Linked DNA regions of Mus musculus: region 1 is linked to region 2. The links are chromatin loops, found by intact Hi-C in ENCODE. Cell type or tissue: heart. All regions are shown on one strand. Each heading gives the region's core, and the rest is flanking DNA. Links, peaks and the distances in the headings are about the cores only.

The links. Hi-C counts contacts between places; a loop is a spot of excess contacts. Peaks named below come from ENCODE experiments on the same cell type or tissue, not always from the same donor. Only the 100,000 strongest peaks of a DNase experiment are listed, where the experiment ranks them.
Region 1: it touches region 2 in a loop (2.0-fold over the local background); 1 of 42 quality-filtered maps calls a loop at or near these places.

Annotation. Positions count from the first base shown.
Region 1 is chr17:83,120,563-83,124,947 of GRCm38, reverse strand. No RefSeq gene overlaps it. Among named protein-coding and RNA genes, the nearest start is that of Gm41631, 5.6 kb to the left of the region's middle. In heart, for the core only: a CTCF peak has its summit at 1,971; a DNase peak (open chromatin) is centred at 1,837; H3K4me3 peaks cover 1,440 bases; H3K27ac peaks cover 3,651 bases.
Region 2 is chr17:83,195,828-83,200,212 of GRCm38, reverse strand. No RefSeq gene overlaps it. Among named protein-coding and RNA genes, the nearest start is that of Gm34686, 17 kb to the left of the region's middle. In heart, for the core only: no CTCF peak of the experiment used is centred there; a DNase peak (open chromatin) is centred at 2,702; H3K27ac peaks cover 3,847 bases.

The DNA of each region.
Region 1 (4,385 bases), core at 251-4,250, 75 kb after region 2:
TCTTTCAGGAAGGTGGGCTGCTCTCTGAAATCATGGCCTCTGCCAGTCACAGGGCATGTGCCTTTGGGGAAGAGCCTCACCACCTCCTTGATAATAGTTTTCCTCTAGTGGGAACAGAGGATGAGATTCATTTTACAAGGTGGAAATTAAGGGGGGACATTTTCATGATATTCTCTATGTAATTTCCGTCTTTAGTGTTCTGTTCTTGTCTCTCCCGCATGGGCACACCGTTCGATCCACTCACCCTGAATCCTAACCTCTTGTTTACCTACAGCAGACAACTGAACTCCACAGCTTTGGGCTTTTCCCATCCATCAGGCTCCTACTCACAAGCTTAGGTTCTTCCTAAAGTTGCCAGCAGTGTAGCCTGAGAAGTGAGAACACCCACAGGCAGGTCAGTTTGTTGTCTATCCTTAACTGCCTCTGATTGAATGAACACCAAGGTCTTTCATCTAAGACTGTTAGAGATGCAGCACACTGCCTAGGGACCCTGCCTGTGACTTTCAGGTTGTAAATAAGTTCCCCATGTGGCCTGAAGTCAGGCCTTGGGTGGGTGGTGCAGGGCACACACCATTGCTCAAGGTCAGACCTAACCCTTTCTCACCTTTGCTACCATTGTTCTTGCCAGAGACACCACCACCAGGGACATTCCATGAATGACACTCAGCACCTTAGTCAGGACGGTCTGAACCGCCTCCACCACTGCCACCACTAAGTTTTGCTGTGCTTTGTAAGCATATGGGCTTTTGGTCTTACTAGAATCTTGACGTGGACAGGTGGTAAGGAGGAAGATAGCAGCGGGGGGAGGGAAGGGGTCAGATGTGGCCAGAGATTAGGGATTTTTCATTAAACTGCCTGTTTAGGTAAGGGCTTTTAGGGGCAAAGCTGCTTTACCTGATAATGGCAGTTTATCTGAATTCCATTCTACTGAAGGAAGCCTCTTTTAATCTTAATTACTGTGGTTAGTAAACCTCTGGGTTTCATCCCAAAGCCTTCCCACCCTGTGGTAAACGGAGCTGCCTGACTCTCAGCTTTAGCTGCTCTGGTCACTTCAGGGGGCAGATATCCTTTGTCATCTGCCCCTTTAGGATGCTTGCAACATTTGGTGAATGTGTGAAGGGCCTTTGGGCCAACTCAGCAAAGGAAGATCTGGCTTGAAGATCCTTGCGGCTCTGCACAGCCAGTCAGGGCAGCAGAGCAGCTCGGGTAGATGTGACTGGAACTCAACCACACTCTCCACCAGCAACCCGAAGTGCAGACTGGGACTCGTGCCACTTGGTCGTTTGGTTAAGTGAGCACTCAGGAGGCAGAGGCAGGCGGATTTCTGAGTTCATGGACAGCCTAGTCTACAAAATGAGTTCCAGGACAGCCAGGGATATAACAGAGAAACCCTGTCTCGTAAAACCAAAAAAAAAAAAAAAAAAAAAAAGTGAGCTCGGTAGAGGCTGGTTAAAGCGGTGATCTTCTGACTTGAGGCATAGTCCAATGGCTGGAGGAGCGGCGTCTCTTGTGGGGGTGGCAATATTGCTCAGGCAGAAGGACAGCTTTGAGGGAACCACCAGAACAAAGGGAGCTAGACAGAAACGTTGGTTGGTTGGTGGTGGTGGTAGGGGCGACTGCCAGGGAGTGGGCCTGAAAGCCTTTAGGGAATCAGTACACCGGGCAAAGGCAGGGAAGGGTTAAAGGGCCTGGGAACTCCTGTTTCCAATCACTTGTCAGTTCGCTTTGCTTATCAGCCAGGATGGGGCCGCGGGGAGAGGCTCCGAGAGCTTTCGGTTCCAAGCTCTTCCCCCGACTCCACACTCTCAAGCTCTCAGCGTTCTCATTCCCTTCCAAGGCTCTCGGCTCAGTCAGGAGGTGGGGGAAGGGATGGAGCTGCGAGGGTTGGGGGAGGGCTTGGAACCCAAGCACAGTTAATGGAGTAGAGTGCAAGTTACTAAATACAGCCCTAGGGGGTGGCAAGGCGGTCGAGTCTCTGCCGTAAACCTTCAATTGGCCCCTCCTTCTCCCACACCGCAGAGAGCCAGACTTGGGGCAGGCTGCTCAGTCCCCCTTACTTAACTCACTTTAGGCCAGCACCCTTCAACACCTTTCGCTTTTACAATGACCACTGAGCCAGACATCTCCACGATGTATTTGTGTCGCTCCTTTGACAAGGCTAATGAAGCATCCTTCACCTCGTGCCAGCCTATTTTCTTTTCTTTTGCGACCAACCCAGGCTTGCCTTGAACTCTTAATTCTTTTGCCTCAGCCTCCTGACGGCTGAAATTAGAAGTGTGTACCACTCTGTCTGGCATCATGCTGGCTTCCCAAGGGGTGGAAAATTTCATTTCTGCCAATTTATAGTTACTAAGCTCCCTGGTTTCGGCCATTAGGAAACTAGTTACATTTTCTTTCTGTATCTCCACTAGAGTTACTAGCTCAAAATATGATGCCCAGGAGAGAGGGCAGAGCAATCGGTCAACCGGATCCAAACCGTGATAGACCTTGACCCCACTCAGGTGCAGTCACATTTGGGTACGGTTACCATAGTAACAACAAATCCTCGGATGGCAAGCTTTTGTTCTGGTTGCTGTCCTGAAGAAAAGCAATGCGCTTGGTGTCTTAAATTGCCCGAATTTGACATTCTAGTAACCAAACTAAAGAAAGGAGAGAGGCAGATGTGTTTCAGCAGACAAGATGTAAATGACGTCAAATGTAAACAGTAGAGCCACTGTTTTGTGCAGAGCATAAGTTGCCTGTCAGAACAGAATTGTGTTCACATATGCTGGGGAGCTAGGTATGTGAGGAACTGTCATAGATAAGAGGTGGGTTAGTCTAGAGTGGGGGATCGGCCAGGAGTGTGGAAGAGACACAAGAGAATTGGTATCCTGTGATGACAGAGGTGAACTCTGGGCTAGAGTCACAGTCTTCCCCTGGCAGAGGATTTGCAAGGCTTTGGTTCTTCCAAGTTTGTACATCCCAGGCTGTTTGGCTCCGTCCAGAATCCATCTTCCAGCTGTCCACTCTGTTTGACTGAAACTTTTTGCATCCTCTAAGCATCCTTCCCTGTCTCCTCGTCAGCTCTAGTTTCTGACTTTCCCGTGGGTTATCTCCCCCACTCCGATCCCTGCATAGACATCTGCATTTATGTATGCCCAAGCCTGTTTTGTTTTGTTTTGTTTTATGTAGAGTTTAAGGACACACAGACTTAGAAGTTTTATAGATACAGAAAGATGTTGCTTCTAACGTTAAGCCCCTCTAAATTCCAATTTCCTCATCTATAAGGTTGGGACAATAATAAACACCCAACCAGACTGGCACAGGATTTAGTTGGAAGAGAACTGGATTCATTATCCATGGCTGCATAACAAATTACCCTACAATTTAGTGGTCTAAACTAGCAGTAAACACCGTGCCACACAGTTTCTATGGGTCAGGAATTTGGGAGCAGTTTAGCTGGATAGTTTGGACTTGAGATTTCTCATGGAGGTACGGGTTAGATCTTAGTTGGGGATACAGGCATTGCAAGGTATGGGTGAGGTTCCGATTCTAAAATGGTTTACTTGCCTGGTTTAAGACAGGAGCTGAGCCTGGTACTTGCACCGTGGCTAAAATGCCCCGGTAAAAATGACTGATATTTATTTTGGCTTATAGTGTCAGAGGGTCTTTGCCCATCGTGGCAAGGAAGGCTTGGCTAAGCAGATCATTTTGGGATGGTGGGAGGTTTCAGTAAGGCTTGTTTGCATCATTGTGGACCAGGAAGCAGAGAAAAGGGGGAAGGGAGGAGAACCTTCACAGACCTACTTCCACCAGCTGGACCCCATTTTCTAGAGCCCCCACACCGTCCCAAAAGAGTACCACCAGCTGGAGAACACGTTCAAAACAGGAGCCGGTGGGAGCCAGTTCAGACGCACGCCCATCCTAACGAGGAGGTTTTAGTTCTTCCCTGTGGGATTCCCCACGGGGCGGGGCTTCTTGAGTGCCTTTGCCACACAGAAGTGCTATTCCTCTGGAGTGAATGAGCCAAGAGAGAAGAGGGAGACGCTGTACTGTCATTTACATCTCAGCCTCAGAAGTCACACATCCTCATTCCCACAAATCCTATTAGTTACACATGTCAGCGCTAATCAGTGGAGAAGAGCCCTGTACGAGCACATGGATACAAGGGCGTGGCGCTCACTGGTGGCTCTCAGGGAGGCAGACTACCGCGAGTACTTGCCTAATGCTCATCAAGACCATGGAAACTGCAGCTCTAGCTACTAAGCCCAGGTGCGTTATAAGTTCAAGACCTCCTTGGGCTAAGGAGTGAGTTTGAGTTTGTCTCAAAACTGAAACTAAGATCTAGGGATATAAGTTCACTGGAAGGGGCTTACCTAGCATGTGCAAAGCCCTCTGCCTCTGCC
Region 2 (4,385 bases), core at 303-4,302:
ACAGTAGAGCATGTGGGCTGTTGTCTATATTTTTACAAACAGGATGGTGTCAGGGTAAGTGCAGTGGGGGCTGGGCAGACAGCCCTGCCTGCCTTCTTCCATCCTAGGCAGTGCCAGCCACCTTCAGACTCCGGTTTTCTCTGCTTCTTCAGATGACACTCTCTGGGAAAGATTTGCCTGAAAGTTGGAAGGCTGAGAGTACACTGAATATATGTTCTGCAGCTTCTGGAAAGTTCCTGCTGCTAGTGATTTGCAAATTTCTCCCAAGATGAAAATTCAGAACGGAGTGGGAAGTAAATGGGCCTCGGGAGCGATAGGACAGGAAGCTTTGACGTTGGGGTGTTTATGTGCAGGGGTAGCCTGAAGAACTGAGTAGGGCTGTGGGCCCCTTCTACATCTCAGGGGTGCCTGGAATGCTGGTTCTTTGTGAAGCTCAGGAAAGATGCCGACCTACCAGGCTAAAATGATGTTTCTCACCCTGTTCCAGAGACAGGGGCAGCTTCCACTGCCCTCCTCTGTGTGGCAGGAGGTGCCCAAGAACAAGACTCAGTGAGGCAGAGGTGGGGCTGAGCATCAGGACTTACACAAGTGTTAGAATGGAGGGCCGAGCCGGGGGACGCAGCAGGGCGGTATGTTTATTTGTACAAATCTTTTCCCCCAAGGAAGAGGCTGAACGTTTTTTTGAGAAGCCAAACACTAAACCTCTTTCTTTCTCAGAGCTGCGCCCCTCCTGGAGCCCAGAAGCAGATCTGTCCCTTCTTCCAGCCTCCATCTCCATCCCAGTCCACATCTGGGTCCACATTCCTGTCTAGAGGCACAACAGCCCTGGCAGCAGCCATGGCTGAGGCACATCTGGGGCTCTGATGGCCGCATCTGTTCTACCCTGCTCAGTGCTGCTCATTTCTATTCTGACTTTTATCTTCAGCTCTGGAGTCTAGAGGGATCTGGAGATGGTGTGGGCTCCTAATCTCAGGCACTGTCAGTGTCTAAGGGAGGCCTGGTGGGGGTGGGGAACCTTCATGTCACCAAGGTCTTCCCTCTGCTCTCAGGGGTCATTGGCTCTGAAGTCTCATGTCAGAGACAGTTAGGGACAGATTGTGACAGGGTTCTCAGGCCTCCCTGGTGTTACTCTGACTGTGACACTCAGCCTTTTTGTTCTAGGGACAGTTCCGCTGGCTACTGTCACTGGCTCAGAGTGTATGGCTCTATAAGACAAACACACATCATGGTGCAAGAGTGCTCTAGTCGGATACTAGAGGGGGCTGGATATGGATGTGGATGGAGGGACAAGATGGGACCAACACAGGCGGCTGAGGGTGGTCTCTCCGGGCTGTCTTAGGAGTGAATTCCTAAACTTGCTTAAGAAAGGAAGCCTATTGGTAATGTCAATATGTCACTCAAGGACCAATGGCCAAGGTTTGGGGTGGGCTGAGCATTTCTTGATGTGGTATTTCATGGTTCAAAAGACATGATGGCAAAAGTGTCCTTACTCAGAGACTGACCCAGGAGAAACAGGGCTCTAGAAAGGGGCAACTTCCTTCCAGTATATTTCTGGCCTGTGGGTCTCTGAGGAACTTTGCAAGCCAGTGTCCCTCCACTTGAGGCCTTCTGGGATGGGGAGGCAGACCTTCTGTTAGCTTTCTTCACTGCAAGCCTGGAGCAGAAAAACAAAAACAAAAACAAAAAACAAAACAACCTGCCCCGGTCCTGACTGGGACCTTGTGGGTAGGTGAACAAGCTCTCTCTGTGAAACATATATGAGAGAAACCACTGTTCAGGTTTTTGTCTCTGTCCTGATTGAGGTGTCCCCTCCTGCTGTTCTGGAAGGCTCTGGCACCATGTGTATTTAGAAGGCCCTTTTACTTAGCTTGCGAGATGAATCAGAACCCTGGCTGATCAGGAAACCACCTCAGAACCGGCAGGGCCAGCGTGGCGGTGGTGAGGTTTCTAGTGATTTTTGATACTGGGGATTACTCAGGAATGGGTATTTTTCATAATCAGTTCCTTTCGCCCATGCTGAGATCTCTGCCAGTCTACGGAGTTTCTACTGTAGAAACTCTCAGGAAGACTTAGGGTTGGAAGACAGAGAAAGGCAGTGAGATAAACCCAACTGTTGGAGAGTCTGGGTTGACACCGTTTGGGTTTTTTCGAGACTGTAAGGCATGGATGTGTTAGGATTGGATCTGAGGCTGGGTGACATTTTGTGTGGAAGTCAATGGAAGAATTGGTTTTCAGGATGAGAAACCGTACCCAGCCATGTTTTAGCATAGACTTAGGAGACACTGCGGTTCCCTGATGGCCCAGCTTCCTTGTCTGCCTAAGCCTGGCACTTTTCCCAGGATGTCCCTCCTACCTATCAGTGTTATTAAGAACAGCACACTAGATGAAGGCCTCCCTTGAGTAGAGCAGGGCTGGGAGGGAACACCAGGTCAAGATCTGAGTGATTATCAGAAACTCTCCACCCACTGTGCTTGAATTTTAGGGTAATTCCAGTCCTCCCACACCTAACCGGCCTTGCCTTCAACCTCCAGCCCATCCAATCTCCATTGCATGCCACAGCACACCATGCTCTCCCTTGTCTGGCCTCTGATTCTAGGACTCTGTATTCCCAGTTCCCGGCCTGTCACAGGAAGCAGGAGGGAGGAAATCATGGCTTGACCTGGGTGGCCCTCTCATCTCCCTGCCCCCTCCCAGTTCTCCTCTAGTCTTGTCTCCTGGGGGAGGGTAGGACACAAAAGCCCGGATCTCTCCTCTTTGCAGCCTTTTCCCCCTCTCCCAGTTCCCTCCAGGGCTGAAGGAGGCCAAAGAAAACAGAGCGCTTCTCCAGCTCTCTCTCCCTCTCTCTCTCTCTGGCTTTCCCTCACTTCCTGCTTCGGGAAGATGGTTTACTCCCTCCCCCCCGCCCTGGCAGAACCTGGTCTTGGTGTTAAGTTTCTGTAGAGTTCCCAGAGTCAAGAGATTGGGCTCTAACTGGACCCTTTATTTCTCCCCATCTCACCCTTTCATGTCTTCCCCCACCCCTCTACACAAAATTATATATCCCGATTGCCCCTCCCCATGTTGAAATTTTGATCTTCAGATGGTAGAAAAATCTGGTGGAAGGCATGTTCTGGGGCCGCGGGCAGATGGGAGGAAGGTGAGCGGAAGACAGGGAGGAGAGCCATGAGAAGGAATCTTGTGCACACAGGAACCAGATACTGGCCCTTCTGGTGCTTGTGACACAGTGCAAGGAAGCTCCCGCTTAAAAGCCGAGTGTGCCCGGGGCTGAGTGACATTGTGGCTGCCAAGGGCAGACTTGAAAGGCTGCACAACACAGAGACCAGAGGACCAAATGGCCCCAAGTCTATTTGGGGCCAACCCAGCAGACATGTCTCTCTTAGAAACCTCTTGGCTTTTTGTTTTTGTTTGTTCTTGGATTCTTGTTCAATCCAGTTCCAAGTCTAGCCACCTCCCTCCTCCAAACTCTAAGACAATTAATTCTAAGGCATTTTTCCTTTGCCTTGCTGAAAAACCTCTGAGTTTCTGAGTCAATGTGATGTCTCTAAAAGTCTGAATCTTTCTATACCCCTATTGTGAAACGAAGGAAAGAGAAGCCAGAGCAATCAGAAGAGAAGCAGCTTAGAGAGATTATTGTTATTACTACCATAGCTTGTGTTCATATCTCTGAACCTGCAGACCATCTCATAAGAACTACTAGAGAATGGTGGAATGAGGGAGTCACACCCCACAGGACTGGCTGGCAGGAGCTCTGGGGTCTCTGGATAATACTTGTTAAGAATCTACTCTGGCCCATCACTTTGCTGTGTGCTGAGGCTATGATAATGGATAAGAATAATCCTGACAGCTTGGAGCCTGGTCTTGGAGCTGGGGACAAACTTATCAACCAGGAAACTCAGTGTTCCACCTCATATGTCTAGACAGAAGCGCATTCAGGTATGGGTGTTTGTAACAGGGCTGAGGGGTCCAGGGCAGGGTCCCAGGCAGAAGGAAGATGTTGAATAGTGACCCCATGGTGAAAGGCCACACTTCACTGGGAAGACCTTTTCTAGTGTTGAGTTGAGAACTAAGATCATGAACATGGGATTTGTAGAATATGTATTTTTCTGAAGGAAAATCCCAGTGGAGCAACTTGTTTGTTGCTGTCAGGCTTCACCATGGAAAGGCTTGAGTCACCCACCCAGGGCTCATTATCCTCCCTACTTTGAGTCTTTCCTTAATTTCTATTTCTCCAGTGAGGTCTTCCTGGACCTCCGCATTGCAAGCCCTCTCTCCTTCCTTAGCGCTGGCTTCTAGTTTTCAGCATGCTTTTTTCCACGGTGCTCACTGACACCAACACATTCTTCTAATTCTTCTTTCTTTCCTCTCTTAGGAGATTGTCAGCAGCT